Linked DNA regions of Mus musculus: region 2 is linked to region 1. A link is a loop called in an ENCODE intact Hi-C map of the cell type or tissue named here. Cell type or tissue: heart. All regions are shown on one strand.

The links. Hi-C counts contacts between places; a loop is a spot of excess contacts. Peaks named below come from ENCODE experiments on the same cell type or tissue, not always from the same donor. Only the 100,000 strongest peaks of a DNase experiment are listed, where the experiment ranks them.
Region 2: it touches region 1 in a loop (2.1-fold over the local background); 4 of 42 quality-filtered maps call a loop at or near these places.

What each region holds. Positions count from the first base shown.
Region 1 is chr16:24,237,337-24,239,836 of GRCm38, reverse strand. All of the region lies in intron 1 of Gm31814 (a long non-coding RNA gene), which reads left to right. Among named protein-coding and RNA genes, the nearest start is that of Gm31814, 25 kb to the left of the region's middle. In heart, no CTCF peak of the experiment used is centred here; a DNase peak (open chromatin) is centred at 1,506; H3K27ac peaks cover 703 bases.
Region 2 is chr16:24,182,390-24,184,889 of GRCm38, reverse strand. No RefSeq gene overlaps it. Among named protein-coding and RNA genes, the nearest start is that of Gm32126, 24 kb to the right of the region's middle. In heart, no CTCF peak of the experiment used is centred here; a DNase peak (open chromatin) is centred at 1,389.

The sequences.
Region 1 (2,500 bases):
TGGGTTCCAGGGTTTGCAGCCCGCAACAGAGTTGCAAATCTGGACTAGGGGGTCAGAGAGTGGAAGGCAGCTACTGCATTTCTTCTTTCTTTCCATACCACCCTTGCCTTTCCTTTTCCTGTCTTCTTTGCCAATTCTAAGTGTCCTTCCTATATTTTTGTGGTGGTTGTTTTCCATCTGCTGTTCTTGACTTATTTCATCTTTCATTATTTAAATTTAAGTAGGTGATAGCACTTCTCTAAGTTGACTCACGACTCCCACTCTGCTCTGCCTCCTTAACCTTCCCCCGTTCTCTCTCCATGCTGGTCATTCTTGATTTCTTGACATTTTTTTCTTTTTTTGGACATTCCAATGGGTACTGTCTCAGGCCACCTGCATAGTGTTTCTGGTGCTGACTCCCATTGCCCCACATGGCCACACGTCTTCTTTGACTTTCGGGAGCTTGCTTTAACAAACACGTTTTCAAAGGCACCGTCCCTCTACAGGCCGTGTAAAGATGCTGCACACTCCTCTTCTTCTCTCTGCTCTCTGCTGATCTACACACGTGTAACCCTGCAGCTTACTCTCCTCTTGTTCATTGTCTGCACGGTAGGAAACCAGAACATAAGCTTTATGGAGGGCAGGGCTATTTGTCTATTTAGGACAGAGTCTGGCATGATAAATGGAGTAAGAGAGCAGATATGATTCTTTCTAGTGATCGACAAAATATGTACGCGTACTATTTTACTACTAGAAATTAAGTTCATTAAATATTTTATCAGTTCAATCGCCATCACTAACTATACTTGCGATAAAGGTATTAAGTGTTTTATAGATAGCCTCACTGCTCTAGATTCTGTGTCCCCTGTACTGTGTTTGAGGCACCAGATCAGGTCTGGCTTCTTGTAAACAGCTGACAGGCCAGCATTTCTCCTCCGTGTCTCTACTAGTGAAGTAGCTTGCACGCTCCCTGTGGACCTTGTGGAATTATTGGGTTAATTCGATAGCACTTCAACATGGAGTCGACTCCAAGGCAAGTCACCCATGCGTGGTTCACTGTTGCACACCAGTAAAGGACTGGACGAGTGGCTTCCAATGATGATGGAAACATCTAATGGGATAAGAGAGGCAGGTGTTGTGTGCAACTTAGTCTTCACGGGGGGACTGAGCTAAGAAAAGGATCTTAGGCAATGTGAGTGCTATTTGCGAGCGTATCAGGAGGGAACGGGAGCAGAGGCCAGCTATGTCATGGAATATTCCTTGCTTTCTTCCATTCCCCTCAAGCTCCGTGCTGGTGCGTCTCTTGCTGTGTATTATTGACAGAGGAAATGCTGATTCATGGGTCTAAGTTACAGGAAACCTTGTTTCCTGGTGAAGAAACAAGCTTGGTGGAGCTGCCAGCACCCTCCCTGCCAGTTGCTGCCACATGTCCTGCTCTGGGCCTGCACCCAGGCCGTCTGAGGAGGGGCAGGCCCCCTCAAGCTTAGCCAGTGAGATCACTTTCCCTGGCCCAGCTCCTCACCATGCCTCTCTGGGCCTTTCTGCTCTGACCTTACAATACCTTTCCAGCCCATCTCCCTTGCTTCCTGCTTGCTCCACCAGCTGAAGCCACCAATGAGCATGCCCAGCTCTCCCTGGGCACCTTGTATTTCCCACTCTGTGCCATGGCTCCTCATGTTCCCTGCCTGAACTGGCCCCTGAGCCCGTGTTGGCCCACTGAAATCCTACCTCCCCTTGAGCTCTGCACAGCTGTTCTGCTATATGAGGCCCGCTCTGCTTCCTTCTATTTATTACTATTCCTTTTAGTAGGGGTGTTTCCAAATATGTGAGCATTTGCGTACACTTACCAGCTCCAGCAGCTACCTGATTCCTCCTAAGTAGCCCCAGTTACTTTGACGGAGATTTTTGAGCTCCCTTAGCCAACTCTTGTAGTCCTACTTAACTTATGTTTCTTGAGTTGCACACAGAAGAAGGTCAGTCAGTGGCTTTACTCACCATGAAGCCAAACAGACATGGATTGAGCCAGCCAGTATTACAAGACAGTCAGTGGCAAGCTAAGATCTTTTCTTTTTTTCCTGAGAGGCCTCATTGAAAATGGTCATGTAGTTACTGTATCTAAACACAACAGATGTTCAAGTTACATTATTATCACATGTGTATAAAATAAAAAAAATTAATCTGCTAGCCAGCTGATGAATACAGGGACTTCTTAAGCTCGGCACCGAGCAATCAGCACTGGGCAGCCCTTTCTGAGGTCTGCTGTGTTCTGTTATCTGATCTCCTCCTGCTGCAGGAGATGGCTGATTTAGATGAAGAGAAAGCCATCTGATAATAAAGGCCTGTGTGAGTTAACCAAAGTTTAAAACGGTAAGTGTTATAAAATCATGTCTCTTTGGCTGTTACATGGATTAGAAAGCAGACATTCAGTAATGGAGGAATTTAACTACTCTGAAGTTACCTCTAGTTAGACAGATAGGAAGAGAAATGAAGGAAGTTTAATATGTGCACTTGGACTTTGGAA
Region 2 (2,500 bases), 55 kb after region 1:
TGATGAAAGCAAACCAGACCAGCCTGCGGAGGCAGTTTGCATGCCTTCCTGATGTTCCTTTGCACTGAAGGTCCAGAGAGTGAGTGTTGTGGCAGATTCAAGCATTGGAATGTCAGGAGGAAGAATCACTATGAGCCAGGGTGAATCCAGAAATGTTTTTGTTTTTGTTTTTTTTTTCCAGGAGAAAGCATTTTGTAATGTGTTGAGGTGTAAACCCAGGGCAATACTCCAGAGGCTTAAATGCATGTTGTGGGGGTTCAAACAACCCCTAAAGGCTGAAGCAGTACAAATAATGTCAGGAGGACATTTCAAAGCCACCATTGTAAATGAATGCAAGGAGACTCCAAATGAATGGCTGCAGTTTTAACTGTTGGGTGTTTAGGAGTTGCCGAGCGTCTGTGAATGGACAAGTCATCTGAGAACAATAGTATTATAGAAAGCTTTTTATTTAATTAGACATGCAAGATGGATAATAAAAAAAAGATCACAGGGGCTCTGAGCATGGAGTCAGTTGGACTATACTGCTGTCTTTAAAAGTTTTAAATTAACTGATGAATGTGCTTGTGTGTGTGTGTGTGTGTGTGTGTGTGTGTGTGTGTGTGTGTGTGTGTATACGTACATGTGCCTTCCTGCGCTTGTACAGGACAGTGGACAGCTTGTAGGAGTCAGTCCTTTCATGGTGGCAAGTGCCTTTACCTGATGCCACCCCCTATTATACTGCTTTCTGTGTAACCTTTGTTGATATACATCCAGATATAAATATAAATACATATAATCGCCTCTTCTCTACTTTAAAAATCTGTCCCATCTATCCCCCAGTGAAGTGTTGAATATCACTTTCAATGAGAAATGTTAAAGAATTTTAAACTATAAAGCTATAGAACAAACCCAAGAGATAATGAAATAGCCAGGTGGGTGAGAGGAAAGCTGTAGGAGCCCTGGGAATGGGTGGAGGGAAGATTGGTGGAGGCCAAATATCATCTTCCCTTTTCTTTCCCAGTACTTTCCAGTGTCACCTGCCTTCAAGTGGGAGCAATCACCAGTCTGGGGCACACAGAACTGATGATCTAGAGTCAGAGAACCCAAATCCTTAAAGATCTCTAGTAACTTCTTCAAGGGAATAGGAGAAACTAAAAACCTGGCTCTTCAGCTTGGGATGTCAGCAAACATCTGGGCTAGAGTTTTTCAGAGTTGGTAAGCAGTTATGAGAGACAATGACCAGCCAGGCTGCAAAGGCTCTGGCTCAGTGGTGCTGTGGGTAAGTGTGAGTGGCAAGTGTTCTAAGGATGACGGGCAAGGCAGGGCTGGCTCTTATGGAGGAGGAGGGTTAATCCAATCCCAGCAGGTTGGGATCTGAGTTCAGACTAGGTTGGGAGGCTGATAGAGAAGCACCCGGGCCTGCAGCCAGCCCTGGGCTTCAAGTGGAAGCATTTCACAACCTCTTTTCTCCAAGGGTTATGTCCTTGGATTGACAGCCATTGGGGCCATTTAGGGGGAGTGGAAAGTGCATAGACTCAGAGCCAAAGAGCTGCATTCCAGGCCTGGTTCTGTCACTGTCTGCTGGGGTGACCCTTCCTTTCTGGGCTAGTGTTGAAGCAGGCTAGATGATGCCTGGGGCTTCTTTCAGATCCAGACCCCTTTTAGCGTGTGTCTTTTCAGACTGGAATGCAGTGGGATAGTGACTGTGAACTGACTCAGACCCCAGAGTAACAGAGTTCTATGACTGGACTCTAAGCTCTGGCAATGATGGCAACCTAGGAATTTTCAAAAATGTTTGTCTTGGGCAGAGACAACTGTATGTAGGTCAAATGAATAAGAAATCTAGAACTCACCCGAGTTTATGCCTCCCATGCTATGGAGTTCGGTTTACTTGAAGGAGAATTTCCTCAGATTACAAACACTGATCATTTCCATCCATTCTTAGAAAGTAAATATCTGATATGCTCTTCCCCCATCTCCAACCAGACTCTCAGTGATAAATGTACTTTCTCTCTTGAACTTGAACCCTTAAACTTCCTGGTCAAAAAGAACACTAGCTCTGGCTTTTGTGTGTTGGGACATGAGGGTCAAGTTCACTAAATTGACTACTTGGTCCCTTGGGTATCCAAGGAGGCAGAGATGCTCTATAGCAAGTTGCTCTATCTATGCCATCTCTGAAGGGGGACCTCCTCTCCTCCAAGTCCTCCACAGAAGTCACTGTTGTTACTAAATTCCTCTAAGTCAGTGGTTCTCAACCTGTGGGTCGAGACGCCACAGGGGTCGAACATTAGACATTTCCACTGTGATTCATAACAGTAGCAAACTCATAGTTATGAAGTAGAAACAAAAACAATTTTATGGTTGGGGGTCACCATGACATGAGAAACTGCATTAAAAGGTCAAAGCATTGGGAAGGTTGAGAACCACTGCTCTAAGCTTTCATTCCAGCGTCCAGAGAAACCTCTAAATAATGTAAAATGTGTGGGAGTGCCCAAGCCCTTAGATGGGGTGAAGGATCCAG